Linked DNA regions of Homo sapiens: region 1 is linked to region 2. The links are chromatin loops, found by intact Hi-C in ENCODE. Cell type or tissue: breast epithelium. All regions are shown on one strand.

Region 1 (8,000 bases), 740 kb after region 2:
GGGGTCCCTGGGCCAAGAGGGGGTCCCTTTAGTTGATTGTGGGCTTGGGATTTTATTTTTAGTTTACAGTCTCTTGCAGCCCTGTGCCTCCATGTAAGAGCTCCATCTATCACGATGCTATCATCTGGTGAGGAAGCTAAAGGCATGCAGAAGGTTCTGGAGGAGATGCCATCTGAAGAAAGAGCCAAGAAGCACTAAAATGCCAAACAGTGAAGATGTCATCTTGGAAGGGACCCTCCAGCCCCAATATTGCTCCTGGCTGACACCAAGTGGCCCAGCTGAGCCCTTCTCAAATTCCTGGCCCACAACATGATGAACAAAATAAAATGGTTGTTTTAAGCCACTGAATTTTACAGTAGTTTGTTATGCAGCAATAAATAACTACAACAGAATTATCTTCCCCACCCTATTTACTCAAGCAGGGGTCAGCTCCTTCCCAGCCTTTGGGTTCTTGGCTCCAAATCACCTCCTCCAGGAAGCCCACCTTGACCTCCAGGTGAGGTCAGACCCTGGATCCTATGTGCTCATCACACCCCATACGCTTCATTACCACGTGTGGTCATCTGCATGTCTTGCGGGTACTTGAATTGTCTCTGTCTCCCCTACTAGACTGAACCCTCTGCTGCACTGCCACCCTTGGCACAAACGAGGGCTCAGTGAGTAATTGCTACGTGAGTGAGCACGTCTGTCCCAGCCCTAGGCACTGGGCAGGGGCAGAAAGGCAACCCCAGCTAGGCATCTACAGCACAAGCTCTGATTCCCTCCGAACTACAGGTTGGAGTCCAGGGCCTTGGTCACTCTGCCAGCCCTGGCAGGCGTTGTCTCCAGCTTTCTACCTCTGAGGAGCCCCTGTGGTGGCCCCCCCTGGAGAGAGGGACTGGGAATACCTGGGGTGTGGGAAAGGGGGTCTGGGCTAAAGAGGGAGGCACCAGCATCAACCTCCTGCTGCCCCCATGACCCCAACCCACTGTCTGATGTTCCCGCAGCCTGTCCTCTGCACCTGCCTCCAGGACACCTCCTTGGCTCCTTCCTTGACCTCCAGCAATTCCTCCATCCAGCATCCTCCTGTGGGCCTTTGTCCACTTGGGGGAAGCTTTTGAACCCTGGCTCATCCATCTCTTCATTGCACTCCCTGCATCATGCACTGGGCTTCCAGTTCTATAGCAATGAACTCATTTAATCTTTACAACAGCTCCATCTTACTAATGAGGAAACTGAGGTCAGACAGGTTAGGTGACTTGCCCAAGGTCACACAGGAAGTGGAAGAAGCAGGCTCCAGGCTCCCACTCTGTTTCTCTGGCTCAGAGTCCAGTGTTTTTCCCGCTGCCCCGGATGAGATGACTCAGAGTCCCCCTTGGATTTGCAACATGTTCCTTCCTTCCTGATGCCCAGCTGAGAGCTGCCTGCCTGCCCGAAAGCTGATTCCCCCTTCCTTGGAACTCAAGGCCCTCCCATCTGAGTCTCCCAGATTTCCATGTTGGTACCAGCAGCAAATATGGGGTGGGAGGAGCAAGCGAGTAAGAGAGGGAGAGAGATTCCATCGATTCATTGAGAAACAGAGAAGAGACATCAAGAAAGCCTTTAGCACACAAAGACACCAAGTGCACCCTCCACACACACTCACAAGGAAGGAAAGAGAGAAACACACACAGTGCGAGGTGGGGGCATGGAGATGAGATCATACATATGAAGAGGTAGGAGAGGGGGAAAGGAAGAGAAAAAACAGATTCACACTAGGAAGTAAAAACACAGAATAAGAAATGCCTAGCGGGAGATAAAGATAGAAAAATCAGATACACGAATATACAAAGGCAGTTACAGACAAATCCACGAAGAGAGAGCCGTTGTGAGAGGATATAAATGAGAAAGAGGCACAATCTCAGAGAGAGAGGGGGACGCTCACAGGACACACTCTCAGGCAGAGGCGGAGGGAGACAAGAGAGAGAAACATGTCACAACAGACGCAGGCAGAGGAATGGAGGAACGAGCTGGGGAAGATGGAAAAGGCCACAGTGAGACTGAAGAGATGGGGGAGAGAATAATAAGCACAGAGAAAGAGCGATGGGGAGAGGCAGCAGAGAAGCCACAGATGCCGGAGCATCAGGGCTGGGAGTTCGCACCTTCCCCTCCCCACCTCCCGCTCCGCTCCACTCCACCACCTCCTGCCTCTGCTCACAGCAGCCTGAAATGTAAGCCCTGAGTGGAGAAGTTAATTCTCCCAAGTCCAGCCGCCAAGACGCACTCTGCAGTCCACCCGCATGCCCTTAGCGACACAGAGGCGGAGGGGGATGCATCTGCACCTAGCACAGGTTTCTTCTCCTCTTGTCTGAGCTTTGGAACTGCTGAAAGGAGAGAGACCTGCCCAGCATTTGATCATCAAACCCATGCCCAGAGCCGCATGGTTATACCTGCTAATTTCTGAGCCACAGGCAGCTGGAGGCGGGTACAACCCACCAGCCCCTCAACAAGCACCCATAGGGTGCCCACCAGGGACAAGATGCAGCCCCTGCACTAGGGACCCCCCACGTGGGAGGCAGACAGTCCTAGGTCCAAATGTCCCTTACTGGTCCCTACCTGTGATGACTCACCTGATCTCCCTAAGCCTCCACGTCCACCTCTGTGAAATGGTATCATCATGTCTACCTCACAGGTTGCTGGGAAAAATCAAAAGTGGATCCTGGTGAAGCACATTACACAAAATCTGGCATATAGTAGGTGTTCAATAAACATTGGCTTTCTCTAATTGGGAGAGCCTGGGAAATACAGAGATAACAGCAGAAAATGAAGGGTAGCCACAAGACTATTCAGTCCTTCTAGTTGAGTCACGGGAGACTTTGATGGCTTTTGAACCAGGCCTTAGAATGTAGGGAATATTTAAAAGTGAGAGATGGAGATGGGAAAGGGGGGAGCTCTCTTGGCAGACGAATTGGCATGCGCAAAGGCGGGGAGGTAGGGATGGTCTCCAGAGTAGAGACCTGCCTGGTTTAGTTAGAGTGGAAGATGTGTGGACATGGGAGGGATCATCTAATACAATATTCACATTTCATGGATGGAGAAACTGAGGCCTAGAAATGTTAAGTGACTTGTTCAAACCTACACATCTAGCAAGTGTCTGATCCATCTCTTGAATCCAGAACTCAGTGACTCAGGGATTCTCCCCTTTGCCAAGCTGGAAGTCAGCCCCTTGCAGGCGAAAGCGGAGACCCAGACTGAAGGCATCTTGGGTCTTCAGAAGTTTGGTGTTTTTCTAACAGCTGAAGTCCCAGAAACTAAGCCTCAGGCGGGAACATAAGTGGCAGATCCTGACTGCAAATGTCAATGTCTGCCAAGCCTAAGCTTTGACTGTAGATGCCACTGAGGTAGGGCAAGGAAACCCTATCAGGCCTGGGGGTTCAAAGGTGGGGCTCCACTTCTGAGTAGGAAATCCTTCAGTAGACATGTGTGAGGTCCCGGAAAATGTCCCATGAGCCTCTGGGAGTTTTCTGGCCTCGGGTAAGAGTTGGGGTTATTAATCCATGATTTATGAATGAGAGGGTACGATTCAGGGAGGTCAAAACCCCTGAAATTTAATCAAATTTAATATTACGAATATATTATATATAATTCCTAATTATATAACTCTAATTATATTCCCATATACCTTCGAAGGAGGGTAGGTGCTCATAAATGAGGCCCTTCATTCTTCCGGCCACTTGGACACACACTCGAGGAGTCGGAGCAGAGAGCTGGAGCTCCCAAAGGCCACCAATGAAGGAGAGCAGGGACAAAGAGCAGTGATGGGGGAGAATACCACCATTATTATAAATCAAGTCACAGAGTGTGAATTGGCAGTGACATGAGTCAATAATCCTAGATCTGGGCCAGGTGCAGTGGCTTATGCCTGTAATTCCAGTACATTGGGAGGCCAAGGTGGGAGGATTGCTTGAGTCCAGGAATTTGAGACCAGACTGGACAACACAGTGAGACCCCGTCTCTACAAAAATGTTAAAAAAAAAAAAAAAAAAAACGAGCCAGGTGTAGTGTCGTGCACCTGTGGCCCCAGTTACTCAGGAAGCTGAGGTGGTAAGATTGCTTGAGCCCGGGAGGTCGAGGTTGCAGTGAACCATGATCATGCCACTGCACTCCAGCCTGGGTGATAGGGCAAGACCCCATCTAAAAAATAATAATAATAATAATTCCTAGAGCTGAGGTAGGAAAAGAAACCCCAAGAAGGTAGCCTAAATTTTTTTTTTTTTGAGATGGAGTCTCATTCTTGTTGCCCAGGCTAGAGAGCAATGGCACAATCTCAACTCACTGCAAATTCCACCTCCCAGGCTCAAGCAATTCTCCTGCCTCACCCTTTCTAGTAGCTGGGATTACAGGCGTGAGCGACCATGCCCAGCTGAAGGTAGCCTAAATTTTATGATTATATGGAAGTGCACATTTTCCTAAGGAGAAGATCCATAGTTTTCACCAGATTCTCAGAGAGATCAGTATTAATCAGGGTAGGCTAGTGTTATGCTATAGTAACAAACAGCCCCAAATCTCACTGGCTAGGAGTTTCTCTCTATTTCTTTATCTCTCACAAACTGCACTGAAAATCAGGTGATTCTCCAACGCTGCTGTCTTCCATGTGTTAACCCAGTTATCCGGGTTGCTTTGATCTTATGTCCCAACTGTGTCAACATGCTGCCTCCATGATCTCTAACAAAGAATAAGGGAAAGCTGGAAGATCCTGCAGGGGCTTTTCACTGCTTCAGCTCAGAAGTTTCACATGTCAAGTCTACTCACTGTCCATTAGTCAGAACTAGTCATAATGTCTGCCTAACCACAAGGGAAGCTGGAAAGTATAGGCTGCCATGTACCCAGGAAGGAGAGGAGAGCTGGATATTGATGAACACTGGATATGACTGGGACCTCCTCTCCTTAAAAAAATAAGTTAGGAACACTAAGGTTAGAGTAGTGAGTCCCAAAGTCTGAATCATAGACTACCTTAATCTACATTATTCTGAAAGCTTTGGGGAAAGGCACACTCCCAGGCCACCAGCTTGGAGAGTTATATTCTGTGGTCCAGGAATCTGTGTTTTTGACAAGTCTCACAGACAAGTGTGCAGAACAAGTTTGGCAACCCGTAGAGTAGAAGGTCCTCTGGTCACAGGGCTAGGAGTTGCCTCAGAGAGCATCCTGGGTTGGAATCTTTTAAAAAAACTTCCAGGCTTCTGGTTCCAAAATGGTGGTGTCGTAGCAAGCTGGCTTCACTCCCCCTCCATAGAAAACCAGAAAGAACTAGACAGCACTGAGATGATCGCCAGCAATATCCCAGAATTCACATATAAAGAGGAGACAGTTCCCAGGGCCATGAGAAGCAAAAAAACTCTGAGTAGATGCTAAGAGAATTGGACTTCCATATCCATAACACCCCTCTCCCAAACTGCCCAGCACCAAGTGCATGGAAAATTTCCCCAAGACTCACATTTTCTACACCAGAAAAAGTGAGATTGAAGTAAACAACCAACTTCCCCACCATCTTTGGTTTCCTGGCAGAAGATGTGTCCCTGCCTCAATCCATGAGAAGTCTCAGGAATGCCTGAAGGGAGAAATATCCCTGCAAACAGTCAGAGACAAAGAGGGGAGGCAGGACTACCATCCCCAATTCTGGAAACTCTGCTTAGTAACTCGGCCAAAGGAAACACCAAATCAGAGTGGCCATTAAGCAGCACCATGCTGTAGGAGGTTCATTCCACAGATTCCCAGGGCATGAACCCCTAGCCAGGCTTCCTGCACTACTCGGGTATTCCCCTTTGGGACCTTTCCCCAGTCAGTAAACGCAGCGCTCTAGTTGCTTATTTAGAACCAAGGCAAGCATGTGCTTAAGGCGCCATCTAGTGTCAAAAAGAGGCAGCAACAGAATGGGGAAAAAACAAAGAAAATCAACAGGTAAATTACAAACTCTCTGAGCAAGAGTATCTAATAAAAACCAAAACAAGCCAGCCAGAAAAGACTACAAAAAATAACTAATCCTTCAACGAAAAGACATAGACATATATCCGCAATAAACAAAAGCAAAACAGGGAACCATGACCTATTCAAACACAAAAAGCAAGGAACCAGTAACTAACCCTAATAAGACAGTGATATGTGAACACTCTGACCAAGAATTCAAAATAGCAGTTTTTTAAAAACTCAGTGATCTCCAACATAACACAGAAAAGCAATTCTAAAATTTATCACAGGAATTTAACAAAAAGATTGAAATTTTTTAAAAATCAAACAGAAACCTTGGAACTGAGAAATACATGTACTCAACTGAAAAACTCATTAGACGTTCTCAACAGCAGAATGGATTAAGGAGAGGAAAAAAAATCAGTTAGCTTGAAGACATGCTGTTTAAAAATAATCCACAGTCAGAGGGGAAAAAAAGAATGAAAAGGAATGAAGATCATCTACAAGACATGGAAAATTACCTCAAAAGACCAAATCTAAAAATGATTGGTGTTCAAGGAAGGGAGTTGAGCAAGAGCAAGAAGTATAAAGCTTATTCAAATAAACAATAACAGAAAACTTTCCAAAACTTGAGAAATATATAAATATCCAGCTCCAGGAAAGTCAGAGAACACTATGTAGATTCAACCCAAATAAGACTACCTCAAGACATATTAATCAAATTCTCAAAGGTCAAGGACAAAGAGAGGGTCCTAAAAGCAGCAAGAGAAAAGAAGCAAATAACATATAAAGGAGCTCCAATTTGTCTGACAACAGACTTCTCAATGGAAACCATACAGGCCAGGAGGGAATGGGGTGACATTTTCAAAGTTCTGAAAGAAAAAAAAAAAAAACTGCCATCTAAGAATACAGTATCCAGCAAAGTTATCTTTCAAATATGAAGGAGAGATAAAGATTATTCCAGACAAACAAAAGCTGAAGGAATTCACCACCACCAGACCCATTTTACAAGAATTGCTAACAGGAGTTCTTCAATCTGAAAGAAATAAAAATAACATTCAAATAGAAAACACTTGAAATATAAAACCAACTGGTAAAATTAACTCCACAGAAACCCAAAATACTCTAATACTGTAATTGTGGTGGAAATGAATTGTGAAATCCACTCCTAACTCTACTGTGAATCCCAAAAGATAAATCCTATCAAAAATAATAATAGCTACAGCAACCTGTTGAGATATTCACAATATAAAAGTATGTAAATTTGGACAACATAACATCAAAATTCGGGGTGGAGTTGAAATGTAGAGGTTTTTTCCCATTTGTTCTTTTTTTTCTGTCCTTTCCTTTGTGATCTAAGATAAGTTGTCATCTCTTCAAAATAATTTGTCATATCTATTAGATGTTTTTATAAGCCTCATGGTAACCACAAAGCAAAAAATAAATTAAAACATACTACCAAAGAAATAATTTCATCACAATGTGAGTCAACAAGAAAGAAAAAGATATATAAAACAACCGAAAAAAAAACAAGCAACAAGATGGCAGCAGTAAGTCCTTACTTATCAATAATACTGAATGTAAATGAATTCAATTCTCTAATTAAAAGGCATACGGTGGCTGAATGGATAAAGAAAAAAGACCTAAGTTTGTGCTGCCTTAAAAAACATCCACTTCAGACTGGGCACAGTGGCTCATGCCTGTAATCCCAGCACTTTGGGAGGCCAAGGTGGGTGGATCACCTGAGGTCAGGAGTTTGAGATCAGCCTGGCCAACATGGTGAAACCCCGTTTCCACTAAAAATACAAAAAATTAGCCAGGCGTGGTGGCACACACTTGTAATCCCACCTACTCGGGAGGCTGAGGCAAGAGAATTGCTTGAACCAGGGAGGTGAAGGTTGCAGTGAGCCGAGATCACACCACTGCACTCCAGCCTGGGTGACAGAGTGAGACTCTCTCTCAGAAAAAAATAAATTAAAAAATCGACTTCACCTATAAGGACACACATAGACTGAAAATGAAAGGGTGGAAAAAGATATTCCATCCCACTGGAAACCAAAAAAGAGCAGGAGTAACTA
Region 2 (8,000 bases):
TAGTGGCTTAAAACAACACATATTTATTACCTCACAGTTTCTGTGGGGCAGAAATCTGGGCACAACTTAGCTGAATCCTGTGCTTCAGTGGCTCTCACAGGTTGCAATACAAGTATCAGCTTAGGCTGGGATGGCACCTGAAGGCTCGACTGGGGAAGGATCTGCTTCCAAGCTCCTGCACTTGTTGGCAGGACTCAGTTCCTAGAGGGCTGATAGGCTGCAGGCCTCAGTTCTTGGCTGGTTCTTGGCTGGAGGCTGCTTCAGTTCCCTGCCACGGGAGTGTCTCCCACATAGCAACCTGCTTCACCAAAACCCAGAAGACAAGAAGGCAATATAAATAATCAGCCGGCAAGGCAGAAGTCACAGTCTTTTGTAACCAAATCATGGAAGTGACATCGTGTCACCTTGTTGAAGAAATAAGTTGCAGGTCCTGCTTACTCTGTCATCCCAGGAGGCTGGGATCTTTCAGGCCACCCCAGGCTTCCTCCCATTGGATAATTCATTACAGTGCTTAACACAGAAATTACCTGGCCTCCCACTACATCCCAGTCAGCCTCTCCCCACCCTGCCCTTCACCACTGCTCATTCTTCCCCTCAATCATTTACTCAGCAGGAGTTTGTTTGACACCTGCTCCGGGTCAGACCGTGGGTTGGACACTGGGAACAAGAAGACTCAGGCCCAAGGAGCCCCAGTCTATGGGGGAGGTAGGAATTCACAGTAATGTCATCCCCCAGGCCACTCAACCCTCCTCTGCCCACCGTGAATTCCACTCAGCCCCCTTGGCAGAATGCAGATGGACATGACACTCTGGCTCCCAGAGAACTAGATCATTCTGAGGCCCCCCTCCCCTCTCTCCCCACCTCTGCCTAAACTTTCTTTAAGAACCATAAAATAAAACTTGTTTATGCCAGGGCTTTGGTGCTGGGAATGCAGGCAGATGGCACCAACTTAGCAGCCTGGCAGACACAGAAGGTTCTGAACACAATCAGCTGGAATGGCCCAGATCTTCCCCCATCTCTGAGCCCAGTGTGGAGGCAGCCCTGGGAACCCTTCCCCGCTCCCCTCCTGACCAGACATCCTGTCAGCCAGAGGCTCAGAGAAAGGAAAGCAGGGGCCTCAGGAGGAGGCCCAGGGTGACAGGGCATCGTCCATCACCACCGCAGAGGGGCAGAGACAGGCTTGCTGTCCAGGGCCTTACACTCCCCTTTCACAGCGCAGGGCCAGTGCTGGGCAGGGGCTGCCCAGCCAGGGATGACTTGGCCCAGCCCCACTGCATCTAGGTGGGGCCACCGTTAACTCTGGCCAGTGGAATGTGGGTGGAAATGATGTGGACACCTCTGGCCGAGGTGGTTAAGCATCTGGACACCTGCTCCTCACTCACTTCTCCTTCCTTGATTCCCCTGGAGGCCATGCATGTTGATGATGTCATCCCAGATCAAGGAGTCTGGATCCCTGCATCACTACTCAGAAGAGCCACCCCCTGGAGGAAACGCCCCAGGCCAGCAGCAGCCACCTGGGCTTTGCCTGGGAGAGAAATCAACTCTTCCTGGGTGAAGCCACTGGGATGTGGGGGCTGTTTGTTATGCACTTCACCATCCTGACTGATACGGCCCAGCCCCACTCCTCATCCCTCCATCCAGCAGGTATTGATCAGGCTCCTCTATGTGCCAAACTCTGTGCTAAGGATGGGGACACACTGTGACTGAGACCCACAAGGTCCTTGCCACCACGAGGCTCTTGACTGCAGAAGCAGCCAAGCAAAATGAGCAAATGAACAACCAAATAATTCCATGCCGTGAAAAGGACCAGGAAGGAAAAGAGATGATGATGAAAAACCAATGCCAGATTTGGGGAAGTCCTGGTTGGCAGGAAGGAAACTTGAGAGGGAGGCTGGGAAGTGCCCCAGAGAAGGAGGGAGATGTAGGGCAGAGGAGGTTCCTGCAGAGAGGACAGAGGGGCAGGCCCCACCAGGCCTCGCCACTCCCAGCTTTATGCAAATTACTTCCCTCCACCCTTAGGATAATTGGGATAAGGGGCTGTTATTATCCCCATTTTACAGGGGAGGGAACTGTGACCCCAGAGAGGTGGGGTGATGGGGCCAAGTCACAGAGCCAGGAAGTGTGTTTGTCTTAGTTTTTGCTCTTTCCCATGTGGAGATGTGTCTGTGCGTGTCAAAGTCACCCTGGCAGTCGCTGGGTCCCTCTGGGGAGAAGCAGGCCTGGTTGTCCCTGCAGCCCTCCTGCAGGCCTCTGACAGCTCTGTCTCCCCCACCAGCTGGACCAGGGCTCCTCACACTTTAAAGTATGCACCCAGCACCTCAGGTGTGTGTTAAGTGCAGAGTCAGGCTCACCTGAGGTCCGGGGTGGGGCACAAGAGCCTACATCTCCCCACTGATGTGGATGCTGCTGTCACCTTCTGGGGCAGCAAGGACCTAGAATGGAGGGCAGCTTGGATTGAGCCCAGCTGGCCTGACCTTCTAGCCTGGCTTTCAACCTTCCAGTCTAGAGGACGGGCAGTCTAGATGACTTCCAGGAAGAGGATAGGACCCCACCCTAAAGATGGCCTGAGGCCAGGGAGGGTGTGGAGGAGAAGCAAGAAAGGAAGGGAGAGACTCCCACTGTCCGGGTCCTCTGGGTGTTTGAGTGACTCGTCCAAGGTCACATGCTGGATGGAGCAGCCACCCAAACCCAGCCTCAGATCAGGACCTCTGCTCTTTTGCCCAGGCAGAGGTACTGGAAAAAATTTCTCTCTGACCCATGGAATTGGGCTGGATGTGGCTCAGCATGAGGCAGGCCCCGGGAGAAATGTTTCATTCCAGAAAGCTCTTCTGAGAGCAAACTCTGAGTAGCTCTCAGATCTACCTGCAGTACTAAGTGATTTGTTCCTGATTGAGCAAAATGTCAGAGGTCACGATGTGACCATTTTTAATGTTCGAGTGTTTCTGCTTCCCTCACCTCTCACAACCTCCAAATTTGCGATTTTCTTCTCTGTCTCCTTCCCTCATGCTACGCCTAGGAAGCAAGGCCCCTCTCTTTCTTTCCTTCTCCCTTTTCTCTCTCTCTAACTCTTCTTTCCTTCCTTCCCTTCTTTCTTCCATCCAGTATTTTAGATTCTGCTTTGTGACCTGCAGTGTTCTAGACCCCAACAAGCCACAGTCCCTGAGATGCACAGAGCTCTACACTGTTCTCCTGGAACCTGCAGTCCCTGGGGAAGACAGAGGAGGTGATTAAGGTGGGACCCTGGCCTGCCCAAGACTGGCTCTCTCACAGGACCCTGGGAGTGGACAGTGGCACATAAATCAGCAGTGACAATCCAGACTCCCTCCTTCCCTCCCAGCCAGGATGCAGCAAAAACACAAAGTGTGTGGGCAGGAGAGGAAAGGGGCACTAACTCTGCATATCAGGGAGGGCTTCCTGGAGGAGACATTTGAACTGACTGTTAAAGAATAAATGGGCATGACCAGTAGAAGACAATGCCAGGGCAGAATATGTCAAGAGGATTCTCTTCCAAGGTTGTTTACTGAGTGGATGAATGGATAAATGGGAGAATGAATGAATGAATGAGTTTAATCCAGACTCACCTTTTGCCAACAGAGCTGGGCCTAATGTCCAAGCTCTGACACTTGCTCAGGTGGCCCTCTGCCCCTCTGGGAGAGGAAGGCCCTTCTCCTCCAGCTGCCAGAGTCCTCCCTAGGGCTTCAGGGTCTCCCTTAACCCCAGGAGTCTCCTGCTCAGGATCCTGGAAGCTCGAGGTTCTCCCAGCCCTGGATTTCTCTGTCTGTAGTTTGCTCACAGCTTTCAAGAAGCAGCAGAGCCATGGAGAAGAGCACAGACCTGGGCACAAAACTCACCCATGCCCCCTTGGTAGCTGTGTGGTCTTGAGCAAGCCACTGCATCTCTCTGATCTTCAGTGCTCTCGTCTGGAGAGTAGCTTGATTATAATGATGCCTACCCCAGTAGCCTACCCATCTTTGCATATGACTTCCGCTATGAAGAGGTGGCGTTTCTTTACTACTGCCTCAGTATGCACGGTCCTGTGACTTGCTTTGGCCAATAGACTATGTTGCATGTGTAGGTGTCGATTTGAAGCCTGTACCTCAAGGGACTCCCCCATTTGGAAATTTGACATCTCTGTTTAAACAACCTGAGGCCATCTTGCTGGATAATCAAAGACTACACAAGGCCCTCAGATAGGAGAGAAAGCCAGGCAACATCAGCAAAGCCAACACACAGATGAGGTAATAGCTGACTTCAGAAGACGGAGAGTGCTTGACCAATGCAGCAGAATTGTCCAGCCCACTCAAAGAGTTGGGAACTCAATCAGTACCCATTGATTGAAGCTACTCATTCTCATGGTTGCAGCACACCATCACAGTGGCAACATATAACTGGAATATGCTCCAAAGTGTTATTGTGAAAATGAAGTAAATCAGTAGATAGAAGGGCTTAGAGCCTGTGCCTGGTACCCAGGAGGCTCTAAATGGGTATTGCTAGGGTTATTGCTTCAGCAGTGCCTGCCGTCAGGTGGAGCTTGTCCTTGTCATCAAAGTAAAGGTCGGGATGAATGGCTTCCTCCATGCTCATGATGGGGCTCCCACATGTCATCACCAGCCTGGACACCAGGACATTGTTACTTAGTAGCTCTTTGGGAAATGTCTTCACCTCTCTGATGTTGTATTTGCTCATTTGCAAAGTGGGGAAGGGGAAGCTAACATTGCAGAGTTCCTGGGAGCCTCCTGTTGTGCAATCAGCCAAGTTGAGCCCACTCAGGTTCCTGCTCTGGGAAATATTGACCCACGATGCAAAATGAATTGTTGTGGGAGCCCACCTTGAAGGGCACCATCCAGGGGGTTGCACAGGGAAGGAGGGGGAGACAGGCTTGGGTGACTCTCAGTCCTGGAGGGCCTGACTCTGTCCTGTGTCCTTTCCTCAAGTCCCCTTGATTTATTTGGGGTGATTGGTTCATATCCAAACATCCCTGGCTGGTCTTTTCTCTCTCATCCAATAAGAGCTGATTATCACAGCAGCCCAGACATTTCTCAGTGAGCTGGCCCTTCCTGAAACATCAGGGAAATATCTGCTTCCCCTTGTAAGATCCTTGCGGACAATGACTTTGTTGTTCTTATTTATCCTGTCACTCCCTCACTGAATACGGGATCAAGCATACAGTTGGTGCTCAATAATGACGTGTCAAATAGCTAAATGAACGCCCCACAGATGCCGACACTCATCATTCCCGTCCCCTCTTTCCCGGAAGCTGTCCTTCTCCCTCTAGGATGAGCCACAATGCTCCTACCTTCAGATCACACTGTCCAACACTGTCTCCATCTTGGTCCACTGTGCTGTGGCTTAAGGGTTGATTTGGAAACACAGATCTGATCACATCAACCTTGCTTCCTCTTTGCCCTCCACTGTCTCCTTGCTGTTGGGATGAAGACTCAAATCCTTAAAGTGGCATTTGAGACCCTTGCACAGTCTTGGGTCCTGCTCTTTCTGCAGGCTCCCACCCACTCCCTGCCTTTTAGCCACACAGGCCTTGAACTTCTTTGTGGTTGCCAAGAGCCCTCCAGCCGCTGGGCCTTTTCATGTGCTATTGCCTGGTCTGAACACTCTCTCTGAGCTCCAAGCTCACCTGATAACTCTGCTTCGTTGTTCAGATGGCAGCCGAGGGGATCACATCCTCAGGGATGCCCTCCTGGCCTGCCTTGAAATCCCCTCTTCAAGTGCTCTCACGCATGCTGAGCCTCTCCTTTGGAGCACCTATCATTTTACGCTGCTTCGTGTGATTCTAGATTAGATTAGTCTCTGTCTCCTCTAGACTGAGCTCCAGGAGGGACCGTGGCAGTTTTGCTTACTGTTGATTCCCCTAACACAGTGGTTGTCCCATAGTAGGTGGTCAACACATGTGTTACATACAGAATGGTGGCACTGCAGGTTTCAGAGTCCCTCCCAGGGTGGGGACTATGACTCAGGCGGATGGCTGGTACTAGGGTCAGGCAAGCGAGGTGCCTAGGCCACAATATTTAGGGAGGCATTCGGCCATCTCCAAATCGCTGGTGCCAACCTCAGGGTCTGCGTTTCATTGGCATTACCAAATGCCAGCCAAAGGGAGTGAGGGGAGACAAGAGGGAAAAGACTCGAGGTTTCAAAGAATTGCCGGCTCAGCTTCCTGGGCCTACATCTGGAAAGCTGATCTGTGCAGAGGACGGATGCCTCTCCCACGCACACAGGCATCTGGCTCCCAAAATAGTCTTAAGAATACCCCTCTGCAGCTGAGCTGATGTGTATTTTCATACCCGCCTGATGTTGTTTTGCTTCTGCAGGCTCATTACAGGAACAGGAAAGAGAAATGGACTAATTGTCCCAATTGTGGACATAATGGGGGGATTCTTACCTTTGCAAGCTGCGGCTCACATGGGGAATTTGCAATGGAAATCTCAGGGCCCTTTGGTTACACAGTTCTCAGCTGATGAGGCGCTTTGCAGCAATTGTCTGTGTGGCTGGTGGGGCTGACTGGCTGATGGAATGTGGTCTAATGGCCTCATCAGAGGCTCTTGTGAGACCACAGTCCCCCTTACGGAAGACGGGCAAGGGTGCCGCTCCCATTCCAGCACACCTGGGCCGGGAACCAAGTGAACAGGAGGTTCCCAGCAGCTCCTGCTCTACCCGACACACCACCCCCTACCTGGGAGCTGCCTCCCATCCTGCCTGGATGCAGCTCCACCTGCTCTGAGGAGAGGGTCTTGGGGAGCCTGTTCCAGGAAGACCTTGACCCTCCTGGTGGAGAAATCCAGGCCTGAGTCCTAAAGATTTGGGGGCAGCAAACTGTGGGCTGTGCCTCCCTCCCTGCATGCTATTCCTCTCCAGTGTGTTCTTCAGGACCCAGATTGGGCTCCCCCTCCTTCAGGAAGCCCTCCCTGATGCCTCCAGCCCATGCTGGCCTCTTCCTTTCGTAACTCCTGACCCAAGCTCTGCAGGGCAGTGTAGGGCTAGGGAGGAGCATGGACCTTAGTGGCAGAGGCTGGGGTTTGAGCTTCCTCTGGCCTACCAGAATGTTTGATCTTGGGCAAATCGTTTGACTTCTCTGAGACTCCATTTCCTCCAGATAGAATGATGTATTTGAATTCACTCGTTCATACAAGCATGCACGCATGCATTCTGTGGTAACGGAAATTAAGGCAGAGTTTAGTTAAGGCACAGTGGGAATGTGAGGAATGATGTTCTGGCTCAGCTCCCCTCCAAGGACACCTGCCCTCGGTGTCCTCAGCAGAGTGGCCACCCTTCTGGGCATCCTGGGGCCCACCTGATGACACATGTTCAGGAAGCTGGATCCCTGGAAGAATGTGGGGATTCTGGGATCTCTGCTCCCCTGGGGAGATACCAGGCAGTCCCCTCTTGACCTCCTCCTGAGAGCCCAGGATGCAGTGGATGGAGCACTGGCCTGGGAGTCACAGGGCTCTGGCTTCAGACCATGCTTTTCCCCACTGCAGCCCCCCAGGCGGGCCACCGGCCACCTGTAAGTCCCTGTGTCTGTGCCTCTACAGTGGGGCTAATAACACTTGGGTACTGGCTATGGATTTACGATGTGCCAGTCACAAAGTTGAATTCTTATCCCAGTGACTCCTCACCACGGTCCTGTGAGCTGGGTCACTCCGCAGATGAGAAACCCCAGCTCCAAGGAGGAGACATGGTTTGCCCAAGACCACACAGCTGGTAAATGGCAGAGTATCAAAATCTCACATGTACTCCGTAAATACGTACAAATATTATGAATCAATAGAAAATTTAGGACAAAGAGCCAGGATTTCAGTGCCGCCTCCTCCAATGGGCTCATCCATTCTGTGTGGACACATTGTGTAAACCTCGGTGGACATGTGTGGAGTTACTGTTACTGTCCTTCCACGCCAGTGTCCACTGGCCAGGGGAACAGGGTCCCAGTCCTCATCTCTGCAGCTCTGAGCCCATTTCCGATATCTCCTGGGGTTGGTGTTTCTGCACAG

What was found. A loop is a pair of places that touch in the nucleus more often than their neighbours do. Peaks named below come from ENCODE experiments on the same cell type or tissue, not always from the same donor. Only the 100,000 strongest peaks of a DNase experiment are listed, where the experiment ranks them.
Region 1: a loop joins it to region 2, with 9 times the contacts of the local background. A loop is called at or near these places in 4 of 110 quality-filtered maps.

Annotation. Positions count from the first base shown.
Region 1 is chr1:29,377,530-29,385,529 of GRCh38, reverse strand. No RefSeq gene overlaps it. Among named protein-coding and RNA genes, the nearest start is that of LINC01756, 31 kb to the right of the region's middle. RefSeq lists an enhancer at 5,699-5,993. In breast epithelium, no CTCF peak of the experiment used is centred here; no DNase peak of the experiment used is centred here.
Region 2 is chr1:30,118,647-30,126,646 of GRCh38, reverse strand. No RefSeq gene overlaps it. Among named protein-coding and RNA genes, the nearest start is that of LINC01648, 85 kb to the right of the region's middle. In breast epithelium, no CTCF peak of the experiment used is centred here; no DNase peak of the experiment used is centred here.